2 separate regions of the Homo sapiens genome follow, and region 1 is linked to region 2. Evidence: read pairs that join two places in POLR2A ChIA-PET (ENCODE). Cell type or tissue: A673. All regions are shown on one strand. Each heading gives the region's core, and the rest is flanking DNA. Links, peaks and the distances in the headings are about the cores only.

Region 1 (8,383 bases), core at 311-8,310, 230 kb before region 2:
GACCGGGTGCAGCGGTTCTCACCTGTAATCCTAGCACTTTGGCATGTTGAGACATGAGGATCTCTTGAGTTCAGGAGTCAAGACCAGCCTGGGCAACACAGTGAGACTCTGCCTCTAACAACAACAACAAAACAATAGCCTGACATGGTGGTGCACACCCGTACTTCCAGCTACTTGGGGGGCTAAGGCGAGAGGATGACTAGAGCCCAGGAGGTTGAGGCAACAATAAGCTATGATCATGCCACTGAATTCCAGCCTGGGTGACAGAGTAAGCCTCTGCCCCCGTACCCCCCCAAAAAAGGAAATACATACATAAATATATTGTCGTATATATTGTTTTACTGTTTTAAACATGGTTTCCTTTAGTTCTTTGAACATGCTTATAATTGCTGCTTTGAAGTGTTTATCTTCTAATTCCAACATCTGAGCCCTCTCAAAAGCAATTTCTGTTTCTTCCTTTGTTATGTTTTGGTTTGGGTTTTGGCTTCGGCTCCTTTGTATGAATCACACTTTCCTGTTTCTCTTTCTTTATATGACTTACAATGACATATGATTTTTGTTGTTGAAAACTGGAATATTTATATCTATACACACACATGTGCACACACACATGCCCACACAGACACACACACATTCCACATTCTATAGCTTTGTCATTGTTTTTGTTTGGGTATTAACAATTATATTACCTGGTCTATCTTCTTCCATTTTCCTTCACATGTAACCAGTTAAACATTGTGTTAACAATTAAATTTATGACTAATTTTTGCAGTATTATATAATTTGAAAATTTTTATTATAATGATAAAGTGGTCAATTAATCAAGAATACACAGCAATCTCAATTGTGCACTTTATAACAAAGCTTCAAAATATGAACAAAAGCAAATATAACTTCAAGGAGAAATAGACAACTCTACACTTGTAGTATAATAATAGTTCAACACTGTTTTTCCTTTTTTTTTTTTTTTTTTTGAGATGAAGTCTTGCTCTTGTTGCCCAGGCTGGAGTACACTGGCACAATCTCGGCTTGCTGCAACCTCTGCTTCCCGGGTTCAAGCAATTCTTCTGCCTCAGCCTCCTCAGTAGCTGGGATTACAGGCGACCGCCACAACACCCAGCTAATTTTTGTACTTTTAGTAGAGACAGGGTTTTGCTATGTTGTCCAGGCTGGTCTCGAACTCCTGACCTCAGGTGATTCGCCCACCTCAGCCTCCCAAAGTGCTGGGATTACAGATGTGAGCCACCACGTCCGGCCTGATTTTTCAATACTTAATAGAAAAATAAGTCAGCACTTAAGCAAAGACATAGAAGAACTGAAGTAAACTATCAACAAATTTGATTTAATTGACCATTAGAGAACTTTCCAAAAATGCACATTATTTGCAAATATTCATGGGAAATTTGCAAGAACATAATATTCTGGGTCATATCACAAGGGCCAATAAATTTTAAGAGATTCAAATCATATAATTACTTCCTCTAACCATAATGCAATTATATTAGAAATCAATACATATCTGAAAAATCCCTAAATGTCGGAACAAAATGTTATAATTACAAAAAAGCCATGGGTCAAATAACAAATTAAAAGCAAAATTAGAAAGTATTTGAGTTTAATGAAAATGAAAAAGAGCTTATCAAAATTTTAAGATGCAACTGAAGCAATATTTATATATTTTTACCACTGAGCATTTATGGTAGAAGAAGAAAGATATTTCAGTTTCAACCATAAAAACTAAAAAGAGAAGAGCAAATGAAAACCAAAATAAACAAAAAAATGAAATAATAAAGATCAGTGAAGAAACCATGCAAATAGAAACAGAAAAGCAATAAAGAAATCATAAGCTGGTTCTCAGTGAAGATTAAAAATGAATTGATAAACCTGTAGGTGGGCTGATTAAGAGAAAAAGAGAAAAGACAAAAATTACCAGTATATTAATAATAAAAGAAGTTATATCACTATGTATCATTCCTATTTTAGATGGATAATAAAAATAACATGAACAACTTGATGCTAATACATTTGATAATTTAGTGAAATGAACACACAAATACTAAAAAAGCTCACTGAAAAAATAATATAAATATTCCTATATATGTTAAATAAATTGAATGTGTTGTTTAAAAAAATCTTCTTATAAAGGAAACGCCTGGTCCAGAAGGAAGTATTTTTTCTGAAAAGTAACGGGGAATGCTTGAGGATAGTCTTATGTTCATTGTCTTAGCAATCAGATGATTACAGTATAAACACACAAACTAATAAGTACTCCTCACATTGAATTATATATAGCAGTGAGAATGAATGATGTACATAGCATGCAAGAATAGGGAGGAACCTTCCAATTATAATGTTGAGCAAAAGAAGACAGACACTTGCTATCTGATTCTACGTATATAAAGTAAAACAGTAAATACAACTACTTTTGCAGTTTAAAAGTCAGGATAATTGTTACCCATCATTAGTCTGGTAGTGACCACAAGGGGGTATTGAATTGTTGGCAATGTTCATCTTTTTCCCATAATGTCCATTACATGAAGTGTTCATCAATTTATTACAATTAGTTGAAAAAATCAGTTAAGACATTTGCACTTTCCTATACATGTTATAGTTTGATAAAAAAGTTTTAAAAATAGAATAATGATACCTGTTTTATTAAAAGACTGCTCCAGTAAACCACCTGCTGTTGATCTTACTTTCTAATACATTTCTAATACATCTTTCTAATACATTTCTAAATATATCTGTGCCTTTATTAGTAAGACTTGCTTCATTGGGTAGAAGAACAAATGAACAAATATTTCTAAAAAAAAAAGGTTAATGTTTTTCTTAAACATAAACACATCCTTAGATATATATTTACAAATAGGCTAGGACATCATTAGGTTTCCTATTTTCCACCACATGAATCATTTTTACATGTAAGTCACAATTGATTAGATAATGCTCCCATTGTTGCAAAAGTTTTTACTTGTTCATAAATTTTCCATTAACTAACATAGCACATTGCAACTTTTAGGACAATAAAAAAGAGTTAACATAAGCTGAAAAACACGTAGTTTAGACTGAAGTAACTAAATAAGTGCAAATACATTTCTGATAGTCTTATGAAAATCAATTTATTATTGCCCTGATTGAAAAAAAATCTCTTCAAGATATTAAACACAAGCAAATATAAAATACATGACATGTGATTAGCTCAGTTCATATTTCTCTACCAGAAAAGTAAGCTGAAACTTATTGCTGAATAGTGCTTATTTTCTTTTATTTTGAGGGAGAAACTTACAGTTTTATACAGGTGCTTTTATCCAATATTTCACTTATTTTTCCCTTGAAACTTTACAATTTGTAATTCTGGGTTAATAATTCACTGGAAACAAAGTTTGGAAGTAGATGAGGTATAAATAATAAATGAATGGGTCTTAGTTGATAAAATATTAATATATTGGTCAAAAGTAGATAATGATTAATTTTTCAGCCCAAATTTCAACATTCCTGTCAGGTGAGAAATTTATAGGATGAGAAAACAATGATGTACTGTAACCTGCCATGAACTATTTTTATTCAATCACAACCTGGACTGGAGAAAGAGTAGTTAATTATCCCCACCTTGGTGGAAATAAATAATGGAAAAACATGTTGCTGAAAAACAGTAGATGTCTTTAAATCATTAATGAATGGGAGAGTTTGCAATAGAACACTTCAATTTGGGTGAACCTCTATTCTGAAATGCCAAATCTCTTTTATCCAGACATTAAATGTATTACTTTAGGAATTCCTTCCTTCGTGGATATTTTGGTCCAGGGTAGAAATCTTAAATTATTGATTAGATTACCACTAGGCTGTCATTTACAATAGTATCAGCTACAGATAAACTATCGTGCTGCAGTGGGAGAGCTTCAAATCTCATCTTTAATGCTATCAGAACAGAGTGCACCTAGGAATCTCTCTACACTCAACCTCAAAGATTTATGAGCTTCCAACCCAAATACAGCATTGTATTTCGAGTATCTTGGGAAATGAATCAGACAGTCAACATCGTTTATTTGAACTGGCATTGGCATTTATCCACAAGTGAATAATAAGACCCCCTAAGGTGAAGATAGCAAGGAGCAGTCATTTTAAATTTTAAAACATGAGTATTGGTCTAACACCAGGGGAAAAAAGTAAAAATTTTTTAAATTAAACAAATTTTAAACTTTTGCAATAAACAAATATATGTTTGTTGTCTTCTAATGTTTGTGTACATTTCATAAATCCATGTCATGCAAAGTAGTAATCTTCATTTTAATGTCATCGCTTTTGGTTTTATTTGATCATACCTTCTTAGATATAATGAAGTTCTAATCACCTAAAGGCAAGTTGTCCACAGTGAGTAAAAATGCTGAGGAATAAACATAATGAAAAGTAGGTTTTACTCTGATATTGATATCCCCCAGGATTTTCAATATTGATATTGAAAATGTGTTAAATATAAAACTAAATAATAAACCCAAATAAACTGGATACCATCAACTAATTTAAAAATATTTAAACTATGACATTAACTCAAAGAATTAGCTTTTCTCTTTTCTTTACCTTCCTTCTCTCCTTCTTTCCTTCCCTCCTTCATTCTTTCTCTTCCTCTCTCCCTCCATCTCTCCCTCCTTCCCTCGCTTCCTTCCTCCTTTTGACCTTCCTTCCTTCCCTCCCTCCCTCCCTCCCTCCTTTCTTTCTTTCTTTCTTTCTCTTTCTTTTCTTTTCTTTTCTTTTCTTTTCTTTTCTTTCTTTCTTTCTTTCTTTCTTTCTTTCTTTCTTTCTTTCTTTCTTTCTTTTCTTTCTTCCTTCCTTCCTTCCTTCCTTCCTTCCTTCCTTCCTTCCTTCCTTTCTTTCTTTCCTCTTCCTAGTACAAGTTAGGATTAGAATTCAGAATATCTGATGAGCTGTGGAAAAAAATTATTCTGGTACTGAAAAAAAATGCCATTTGTAAATACATAATAAAGCATTGAAATATAGAATTAAAAAAAGAATAATGATCAATTAATATGATTTTAGAAAACAAACTTTTCTAGTAAATTGATAAGGTAAAGATAAAAATCATAATTCAGTTAAAGCTTAATAATAGCATGTATGTTCTTAACCTACCATCACTTACATTTTTAGTTAAGTGAAATGTGGTTAGCTACATGTTAAGTATGAGATTGGTGGCTCCATCATGTACAATACATATGAGTCCCAGAACTATCACATTGATAAATAAAACTGTAAATCTACCACTTTCTTTCCTCAAAGTAATTCCCAGGGTAAAAATAATTTTTTTTTTTTTTTTTTTTTTTTTTTTTTTTTTGAGACGGAGTCTCGCTCTGTCGCCCAGGCTGGAGTGCAGTGGCGGGATCTCGGCTCACTGCAAGCTCCGCCTCCTGGGTTCACGCCATTCTCCTGCCTCAGCCTCCCAAGTAGCTGGGACTACAGGCGCCCTCCACCACGCCTGGCTAATTTTTTGTATTTTTAGTAGAGACGGGGTTTCACCGTTTTAGCCGGGATGGTCTCGATCTCCTGACCTCGTGATCCGCCCGCCTCGGCCTCCCAAAGTGCTGGGATTACAGGCGTGAGCCACCGCGCCCGGCCGAAAATAATTTTTTTTAATTAAACTTCATGGCTGTAAGAATACAAGGGCATTTAAAAATAAATAACCTCACAGTATGATGTTTTTCAAAAAATGAAAATTAAAAAACTGTAAGCACTAATTAATGTAAACATTGATAAACTTTATTACATAACAATGTTGACAACTAGATGATGATGTCAAAGTGTAAAACCAACCAGAACAACTACTGCAGTTTTTAGAAGTCTTTAAATTGTAAATGCAAATGATAAGTCTAGGAAAGTAACTGAACCCAAAATGACAGACTAGGTTCTAATTTCTAGAAAATATAAATGAATGGGCTAAAAAAAAGTGGTCCAATTTTTTCAATATTGAGAAAATATCTTGAAAAAAATCTCTCTTGCAAACACACACACACACGAATATACAAGTGATTATAAAACAAATGAGAACATAGTCACCAAAAATTAAATCTATGGAAATGCAGAAAACAATAATAGAATGCTATTTTGGCTCATCATATTAGTTACATTTAATTAAAAATGTTTAATAATTCACCTTGGTGAAAACACAGCAAAAATGTGCATAGCTATTAGTCTATCATTGTTTATAACAGAAACACACATACTACCAAATTTTAACAACAAAAATGAACATAAAGAGAAGAACAATGATACAAATTGTGATGCATTCATTACAACAAAATACTGCACATACCATATTTAGTAAAATGAAATACATCTATGTGTTCTGATTGTGAAAATTTCCCCATAACTTTTGATGTTGAACATGATACAAAATATGGCTGTCCATTGTGTTGTAGTTGTATCTATATAAGACATTTTTCCAAAGATAAGAGAATAAATTGTAGAGCTTTAATTTTTATTATTAGTATCTGTATTAATATTCTTATGTTATTATTATTCTATAATTACAATATTTTATTGCTGAACCTCTTTGTTATTCTCATTTAATTATTAGTGATAAACCAGTTTAAATTTTTTAAAAATAACATATTTAACATGTTTTTAAAAAATCCTGAAATTGTTGCAATTCCATTTTTGTTGGGAGGAGAATAGATAGCCTGAGAACATAGGCTGCTTGGTTCCTTGCAAGGCATGGGGGTGAGAGAGCAGAGCCCCATTACTAGGAGATCAGGAACAAGAGCAAGAGAGAGAATAGGAATCACTCACGCCCTTTACGCCTATTAGTGTTTACCTGGTATTCTCTTGTATAAAATGAGATTCTGAAACTAAGAGCTCATGAAGAGTCCTTCAAAAGCTATTCTTCTTTTATACAATCTGTGAAAACATCTTGAATTGAAAAAAAAAACTTTCTATTTTCTCTGAGGAGACTATATGGGAAATAGATTATTGCTTGATAATGGAAACTATATAGTCAATATTATCATCCAAACATCACCTGTGTATTCTTGCAAAAAAAAAATCTTAAGTTTAATCAAGAACCCAGAAATTTAATAGAGTTTACAGAAAATATAGTGCATTAGGGAAGATGTTAAACGTGAAGAAATAATCTGAGAAATAATGTAGAACTTGACAATTAATGTAAAATCTTCTAATATCACAGTCACGAAAAATGCTTAAAAAGGTTAGAGTCACTAAGAAATCATTGCATTGCAGGCTAAAAAAACACAAAAAATGTCACTTAAAGCAAAACAATCAAACATAACTCATGTTGCTTTTTTGTTTGTTTTGGTTCCTGGTTTAGAAAAGCAAACTCTATGAAAGATATTTCTGATAATAAAACAAAATTCCTGAGAAAAATTTGAGTTTGGATTTGATATTAGATGATAAGATGATTATTTTAATTTAGTCAATTGTGGTAATTATATTATAGATGTAGGGATGTAGCATTTCTTTATTCTTATGAAATATTTAATAAATATTTAGAGATGAATTGTCATGATTTTTCTGACACAAATTCAGATTGAGAGAGAGAGAGAATAAGAGAAAGCAAATATACAAAAATAATAGTTGTTGAATCTAGGTGGAAGACTTATGGGTGTCTATTGTACAATTCTGTCAACTCATTTATATCTAAAAATTAATAAAATTTGGGAAGTAAATATCATTAAGTGCTGACATGTAACTAAAAGTTATACAGAACTTTATAATCTAAAAATTTGTCTCTAGAAAAATTATCGGCTGCTTGATAAAGCTAATTGTGTTAAGGGCTTATTAATGATTCTGTGGATTTCTTTGAATAACAGGTTTTGCAATGGGAAGACTAAATTTTTTACATTATTTGTATTTAGTATTTTTAACAGGTCAATAGCTTGTTAATTAAAATATGTGGCTGTAAACTTGGCATGCGGTCATATTTCTCCCTAGATAACAAATAACTTTCCTTCTCTTGCTATGGAATTTAAGTCATGCACTTATATGAAGATAGATGGATTTCCCAGTAAATTCACAAACAGTTTAAAGTACAAACAAGGCCAGAAGATACACACACATCACTACCATCATAAATATTTGATAATGATTATTTTCAAAAGACATGAAAGAAATTAGCATATGAAATATGAGTCTTTTGTGACTCCTTTCGTATTTTTATTTTAAACGTTTTTTAAAACTTTTTTTTTCCACTGTGTGTATGTGGATAGCGGATTTTAGACAGTTGGTACCATAGTTTGTTCAGTGAAGTTCTTAAATTATAATTGAAAACACAGGCTTAATGACTGCCAGGCATGACAGACACCGAAGGGCTGAAGACCCATCATGAAGCTCAGAACAAATGCAGCATTTAATTTAATTTTAATAAAGTGAGAAGCAAGAT
Region 2 (8,383 bases), core at 256-8,255:
TTTCCGGTTGCTTCAATAGCAAAACTAGCTCTTAACTAGACCAGGATAAATCTGGAGGACATTTTAAGCTTTTATTTAGCACTTATTGTTTACATCTGGTATAGTCTCTTTCATTGACTAAACATTTCTACAATGTTTTCCTTATGCATTCTGCCACTACTTTTATTTGAAATGTTTACTATTTCTCACCTAGGTTATAGTGTTATAATATTTAATAGTCCAAATGTTGCTTGTCTTAACCTACAATCCACCTGTTGCTTCAGCCACATTTGTCTTTCAAAAATGTAAATTTAATTTTGTCCACAGCACTATCTCCAATGCTCTTCACAAATGTGCCTCTCTCATTTCCAGGCTTATCTTTGTCTCTTCCCTGTCTACTTTATGTTGCCTCAATATAATAGAGTTCCCTAAGATTCAGGGCTACTTCATATTATGCCCTTTATACATGCTGTTGTCAAAATCAGAAATGTTCTTTTTCAGGCCACATGCCACTGGTGGCTCACACCTGTAACCCCAGCATTTTGGGAGGCCTAGGAGGGTGGATCATGTGGAGACCAGGAATTGGAGAACAGCCTGGCCAACATGGCAAAACCCTACCTCTACTAAAAATACAAAAATTAGTCAGGCATAGTGGCACTTGCCTGTAGTCCCAGCTACTTGGGAGACTGAGGGACGAGAATTGCTTGAACCCATGAGGAGAAGGTTGCAGTGATCCTAGATTGCACCATTGTACTCTAGCCTGGGTGACAGAGTGAGATTCTGTCTCAGAAAAGAAAAAAAAAAAGAAGAAGAGGTGAGTGTTCTTTTTCATTCAGGTAAACTTCGTTCCATTTTAAAGACTGGCCTCAATAGCTCCACTTCTAGAAACTCGTTTCCATATGCTCAGAGTGTCTTGTTTCCTGTCTCATTTTCCACTGTCTCTTCCACAAGTCTGTAAGTTAACATCTAGAGAGTATTACTACTTTATTTATTTATTTATCTATTTATTTATTTATGGAATCTCAGAACCTACAACAGAGCTTGGTATATAATAAGTACTTAATACATGTCTATTGTGTAAGTTAATAAAGGAACAAATAAGTCTGGCTAAGAAAATACTTTTGATCAGCTGATGTTAGAAGTTTTCAATCAAGCCTTTGGATCTCTTGATTCAGCCACAAGGCTCAATGTCAATAGTTACAATATCGATATCCCATCAATAGTTATGGCAGTGATGACACTGCTTTGTTGTCTGTTACAGAAATCAATGGAGCAGCTTCAAATGAAAAATGTCTAGAGAAATCTTCAGAGCAGTGACAAAAGAATGCAATAAACCAATTATTAGCATTTTGGCAATCCTGACACCTCAAGCCATGCTAAGTCTACAGAAGAGTGTACAATTCTACTTTCCATTACCAGATAGAGCATGAGCTTTCATAAAACAAAGGACTGCATTGATACCCATTAGAAAAATGGATATCATGTGTGGAAAATCCATTAAAATAAAGTCTAGAACTTATTATAGCAGTTCACATTATCTGAAGGCAAGTGAACTTGATACTGATTATTTCATAAACTCAAAGTCACGATGATGCCACATGACTTTGCAATACTTGCAAAAGTGCTTATGAATCCAGATAAGTAATGATAGAAATAGTGTCTGTCTACAAAGTATTAATAACTGTACACATTATATTGTTTAAATATTCCTAGCTAATAGAGAAAACTTTATTTGTGCATGAGACTCTGATTTCATATTAAGGTTTTGTTTCTCCTGTGTTGCCATGGTTAAATGCTACAGTAATTTAGGGTGGTATTTGGGTTAGTAATTGTTACAAAAATAAAAGACTTGGAAGCCTACTTGTTTTGCAAGATTCATTGTAATGCAATTACTCAAAGCAGAAGTTCACTGTAGCTAAATGAAAATTAAACTTTATTATATTTCATATGCCTTCTGATCCAAATTCTCCAAATACGTTTATTAATGAGATCAGTTTCTTCATCTATAAAATGGGAGGTTTGAACAATACTCACTAGTCACGGTGTTTCACACCTGTAATCCTAGCAGTTTGGGAGGCTAAGGAAGGTGGATCACTTGAGCCTAGGAGTTGCAGACCAGCCAGGGCAACATGGTGCAACCCTGTCTCTACCAAAAATACAAAAAAAAAAAAAAAAAAATTAGCCAGGCATGGTGGCATGGCCTGTGGTCCCAGCTACTTGGGAAGATGAGGTGGGAGGGTCACTGGAGAATGAGAAGCAAAGTTTGCAGTGCTGAGATCCTGCCACTGCACTCCATCTTCTACAATACAGCTTGGATGACAGTAAGAGACCCTGTTGAAAGAAGAAAAGAAAGAAAGAAAAGAAAGAAAAAAAGAAAGAAAGAAAGAAGAAAGAAAGAAAGAAAGAGAAAAGAAAAGAAAAGAAAGAGAGGGAGAGAGAGAGAAAGAAAGAAAGAGAGAGAAAGAAAGAAAAAGAAAGAAGAAAGAAAAAGAAAAGAAAGGAAGAAAGAAAAAGAAAGAAAGAAAGGAAAGAAAGAGAGGGAGGGAGGAAAAAAAGAAAAAAGAGAAAAATGTCTATGTTGATATTCTATCCAAAAAGACTAACTGTATTGAGAGTTGCTGAAATTAAATTTTGATGGATTTTTCCATTTTCCGTTCACATGCTATCAAATTTTTACTTCACATGGTTCTCTCTCAAGAGTGGCTGGTATGATTTGCATTTGAAGGAGTTACAGTATAGTAATCATTCTCATGATGACTTGCATGTTCACACTATAAAAAAAACTTTAAAAGTTGGACAGCAGTTTCAAAGCCCACTGAAAACAAATTAAAATATATATGTCATTACTATTTCATAGGATAACAGTTTATCTATTAACCACTTTGAACTTTTTAAGCAGCACATTAAAAGAAAGAAAAGATAAGAGCCATTCTATCACTAAAGTATAATTTTGATGCACACTACAGGGAACAGTGAACTTAACCTAGTGCCTCCACAATACATGCAGATATCTGGAAGACGTTTTTGTTACTTATGGCAGTGAAATATATTTGATGCTACTTTAAAGTGTGTATTTGATGACAAAAGTTGAATTAACTATACTATTATCTCTAAGTGAAAGCTACGGCTCTTAATCAATTAAGTTATTATTCCCTTATCTATCATGAGGCTTCTCTCATTATACTAAAAGTATTTTTAAAAATATTTTGGTCAATATATCATTATGTGGAATTTTTTATGTATAGTATTTTTTAAAGCTTTCAAGTTGTAAGCCAGGGGTAAAATATAGTGCAGATTAAAAAATAAAAAGAGATTAAAAGTTTAAGGGAGAGTGAATTATAGCTAGATCAGATTACCCATGAATTTATTTTATGACCCAGCCAAAGAGATGGAAAGGAAACCTAATGAAAAGCGGTCGACAGCAAGAACAAATTCTTCAGGATCACAAGAGGATTCGGAATATTAAAGTCATGGATTCAATTAATAGTTGATCTAACAGGTAGATGGAAAACTTAGAGAATGGCAGTTTTGCCTGGTACAATTACAAATTATAAGTGAGTGGTCTTAAGAAAGAAGCTGTGAGCAGACAGTTCTGATGTCCTTGCTTATACTAATTTAGCAGCTGGCCCCAAAAGTCCACCTGGCAATCTGGAGTCCACAATGCTTGCTGGGACTCAGGGTCAGTTCCAAGTTATCAGCTTACTTCTTACAGTACTGAACCTGGGGCCACATTCAGGTAGAGGGTTCACCGACTTGGAAGTTTGAATAGCAGTTTTGTTCATTCCCTGAATTGTACCCTGATGAGTACCTATGGCTCAAACAAAGTTATATTTCCTTCCAACTACCTTACCCTTCAGTCAACAGTGTTGCTATCAGTGTTATCTTTTCTATAGAATCTGTTAGTTTCCTTCTACTGGAGTCATGCTTATGTCTTTCTTCTAGACTGTGACGTTAGGGCACTAAGTTCTTGTCTGTAGATGGGGATCATCCCAGCACTGGGGTGCTCTATATACAATGCTTTTCCTTCCTTCTTTCCTTCCTTCCTTCCTTCTTTCCTTCCTTCCTTCCTTCCTTCCTTCCTTCCTTCCTCCCTCCCTCCCTCTTTTCTTTCTTCCTTCTTTTCCTTCCTTCCTTCCTTCCTTCCTTCCCTTCTTTCTTTCCTTCCTTCCTTCCTTCCTTCCTTCCTTCCTTCCTTCCTTCCTTCTTTCTTTCTTTCTTTCTTTCTTTCTTTCTTTCTTTCTTTCTTTCTTTCTTTCTTTCTTTCTTTCTTTCTTTCTCTTTTCTCCTTCCTTCCTTCCTTTCTTTTCTTTTGCCCTAACATTTGTTTATCCACAGGCACTCACTCGTTGTGACGTCTAATAGAAAGTAGAGTCCCAGTGCACCCCAGCTCTCAGTATTTTTGATCGTGAGAGAGAAAGTTTCATGGAGTCAGGGTTTATCAATTTCTTGTTCTGAAGAGTGGGATTTTGCACTCAAGTGCAGAGTTGAATCGTCCATCATTTCCAGAGTACAGAAACATAGGAAACTTCACCTGTGTTTCTAGTGACTGTCTCTAAAGTTATATATTTAATGCCAGGGCACTTCTTTAGCTACCCCTCGGGGAGAATAATAAAATCTTAGTTTTTTATTTATAAGCCATCTATTAAGTGACCACTATTTTAGCAGCTCACACTGCACTATGCACAGAGAATATAAGGTATAAAAATGAATGAAAAAGAAAAATGAAAAAAAACTGCTGAAATGTAGTATTCTAAAAACTTTATTTTATATGATTTCTTTTGGGAAACTCAGAAAATACTTCTCATTTGCAACTCTCTCTTCTTTCCTAAAACAGGAGAGGAACTTAACAATATTTATGGAGCTATTACAATGTGTCAAACATTGTGCAAAACATTTTATATGCATTCTTATATTTAATGCTTAAACCCATCCTATTTTCTATTATTTGCACCATTTCTATAAATGCAAAACTAACATCTAGATGATGACGCGGGTTGTCTGGAGTCTTGACTTTTAGTTAAGTGGTGGAGCTGGGGCAAACTCAAACAGTTGACACCAAAGCCATTGCTCACAGCCACTACCCTAGTCCACCTCCAGGGAACAGAGAAGTTCTTCATAAAATAACTAAGCTGTTTTATTTTGTTTGTTTGGACATTCTTGGCACAACATATTTTTTCCATTTTTTTTAAATTTGGAATTGAACTTTCTAGAAATACACTACTCATTTTTGTTTACTTAAGTAAACAAATAGTCTATTTGGTTAAACTTCGTATCATTTTTATATATTAGTTTATCTGATACAAAATGGTTACTAATGGATCTGCATATATAATTTCAAATTACCTGAATACTTAAAAAGTATGCAAGGAATTTTCCACAGTAGCTACACTTGCCTAAGATCAGATATGCATAATATGTTTTGAATCATGGATCTTTTTTCTTTTGTTCTTATTAATATCATTTAAAAATCTAGCACCATTGTAATTCACATGTTGATACTCTGCAAAAGTGAGAAGAAATCAGTCTAATATCCAGGCTGTGAATGTAGATGCATTTTGATAGTTTATGATGTATTGATTGGAAATTCAAGATAAATAATAAGCGTTTTACTAAAATGAAAACTAGATTACAAAGCAATATTTGTAAAGATATATCAAACAATATTGCCAGTATTTAATTAGAGCCAATGTTCAGGTTTCAGTAATACCATTTTAGCTTCAGACGGTTATTGTCACTGGATTTCTTTGTTATGCCATTATAAATTAAGCAATGATGCATCATGATGATTCTTCCATTACTGGAAGTCACATTTTATCTGAATTTATTCTCATGTCCAAATGTTTGTGACGTATATTTAATTTGCTTATTGCCACATGCACAGCCACACACAGAGGATGACGTAAAGCAATCATAGAAATTAACAAAAAGACGTATTTTTATTACTTTATCAGTATTTCAAATTGATTTTTAAATCAGAAAAAAACAGGTTATTTGAACCAGACATAGATTGGCTGTATTGCTCTCATAATTTGGCAGATGTCTGTATGTTCCATTTATAGTACAACTGCCACATTTATTTGCTTTTTAAAAGTGATATATTAGCACTCTGTCCCTCACTCGCCGCCGACAACCTGTCTCGCCGCGCGCATGCCCTGCAGCCGCCCCACAGAAATGCTTCGGTTACCCACAGTCTTTCGCCAGATGAGACCAGTGTCCAGGGTACTGGCTCCTCATCTCACTCGAGCTTATGCCAAAGATGTAAAATTTGGTGCAGATGCCCGAGCCTTAATGCTTCAAGGTGTAGGTAGACCTTTTAGCCGATGCTGTGGCCGTTACAATGGAGCCAAAGGGAAGAACAGTGATTATTGAGCAGAGCTGGGGAAGTCCCAACGTAACAAAAGATGGTGTGACTGTTGCAAAGTCAATTGACTTGAAGGATAAATATAAAAACATTGGAGCTAAACTTGTTCAAGATGTTGCCAATAACACAAATGAAGAATCTGGGGATGGCACTACCACTGCTACTGTACTGGCAGGCTCTATAGCCAAGGAAGGCTTCCAGAAGATTAGCAAAGGTGCTAATCCAGTGGAAATCAGGAGAGGTGTGATGTTAGCTGTTGATGCTGTAATTGCTGAACTTAAAAAGCAGTCTAAACCTGTGACCACCCCTGAAGAAATTGCACAGGTTGCTATGATTTCTGCAAATGGAGACAAAGAAATTGGCAATATCATCTCTGATGCAATGAAAAAGGTTGGAAGAAAGGGTGTCATCACAGTAAAGGATGGAAAAACACTGAATGATGAATTAGAAATTATTGAAGGCATGAAGTTTGATTGAGGGTATATTTCTCCATACTTTATTAATACATCAAAAGGTCAGAAATGTGAATTCCAGGATGCCTATGTTCTGTTGAGTGAAAAGAAAATTTCTAGTGTCCAGTCCATTGTACCTGCTCTTGAAATTGCCAATGCTCACCATAAGCCTTTGGTGATAATCGCTGAAGATGTTGATGGAGAAGCTCTAAGTACACTCATCTTGAATAGGCTAAAGGTTGGTCTTCAGGTTGTGGCAGTCAAGGCTCCAGGGTTTGGTGACAATAGAAAGAACCAACTTAAAGATATGGCTATTGCTACTGGTGGTGCAGTGTTTGGAGAAGAGGGGTTGACCCTGAATCTTGAAGATGTTCAGCCTCATGACTTAGGAAAAGTTGGAGAGGTCATTGTGACCAAAGACGATGCCATGCTCTTAAAAGGAAAAGGTGACAAGGCTCAACTTGAAAAACGTATTCAAGAAATCATTGGGCAGTTAGATGTCACAACTAGTGAATATGAAAAGGAAAAACTGAATGAATGGCTGGCAAAACTTTCAGATGGAGTAGTTGTGCTGAAGTTTGGTGGGACAAGTGATGTTGAAGTGAATGAAAAGAAAGACAGAGTTACAGATGCCCTTAATGCTACAAGAGCTGCTGTTGAAGGAGGCATTGTTTTGGGAGGGGGTTTTGCCCTCCTTCGATGCATTCCAGCCTTGGACTCATTGACTCCAGCTAATGAAGATCAAAAAATTGGTATGGAAATTATTAAAAGAACACTCAAAATTCCAGCAATGACCACTGCTACGAATGCAGGTGTTGAAGGATCTTTGATAGTTGAGAAAATTATGCAAAATTCCTCAGAAGTTGGTTATGATGCTATGGTTGGAGATTTTATGAATATGGTAGAAAAAGGAATTATTGACCCAACAAAGCTTGTGAGAACTGCTTTATTGGATGCTGCTGGTGTGGCCTCTCTGTTAACTACAGCAGAAGTTGTAGTCACAGAAATTCCTAAAGAAGAGAAGGACCCTGGAATGGGTGCAATGGGTGGAATGGGAGGTGGTATGGGAGGTGGCATGTTCTAACTCCTAGACTAGTGCTTTACCTTTATTAATGAACTGTGACAGGAAGCCCAAGGCAGTGTTCCTCACCAATAACTTCAGAGAAGTCAGTTGGAGAAAATGAAAAAAAGGCTGGCTGAAAATCACTATAACCATCAGTTACTGGTTTCAGTTGACAAAATATATAATGGTTTACTGCTGTCATTGTCCATGCCTACAGATAATTTATTTTGTATTTTTGAATAAAAAACATTTGTACATTCCTGATACTGGGTACAAGAGCCATGTACCAATGTACTGCTTTCAACCTAAATCACTGAGGCATTTTTACTACTATTCTGTTAAAATCAGGATTTTAGTACTTGCCACCACCAGATGAGAAGTTAAGCAGCCTTTCTGTGGAGAGTGAGAATAGTTGTGTACAAAGTAGAGAAATATCCAATTATGTGACAACCTTTGTGTAATAAAAATTTGTTTAGTTAAAAAAAAGTGATGTATTAGACAACATTCTGTGTTTTCCCTTTTTAAATA

What was found. Peaks named below come from ENCODE experiments on the same cell type or tissue, not always from the same donor. Only the 100,000 strongest peaks of a DNase experiment are listed, where the experiment ranks them.
Region 1: POLR2A ChIA-PET joins it to region 2 with 8 read pairs; 1 of 35 experiments calls an interaction of 5 or more read pairs at or near these places.

Annotation. Positions count from the first base shown.
Region 1 is chr5:21,646,175-21,654,557 of GRCh38, forward strand. The region is part of intron 2 of LOC105374685 (a long non-coding RNA gene); the gene reads left to right. Among named protein-coding and RNA genes, the nearest start is that of SNORA105A, 230 kb to the right of the region's middle. In A673, for the core only: no CTCF peak of the experiment used is centred there; a DNase peak (open chromatin) is centred at 4,027.
Region 2 is chr5:21,876,437-21,884,819 of GRCh38, forward strand. The region is part of intron 6 of CDH12 (cadherin 12); the gene reads right to left. It overlaps SNORA105A (small nucleolar RNA, H/ACA box 105A), which reads left to right and starts at 8,018; the gene lies at 8,018-8,133. It also overlaps the pseudogene HSPD1P1. In A673, for the core only: a CTCF peak has its summit at 5,095; DNase peaks (open chromatin) are centred at 3,365, 3,925, 4,365 and 5,035; H3K27ac peaks cover 5,325 bases.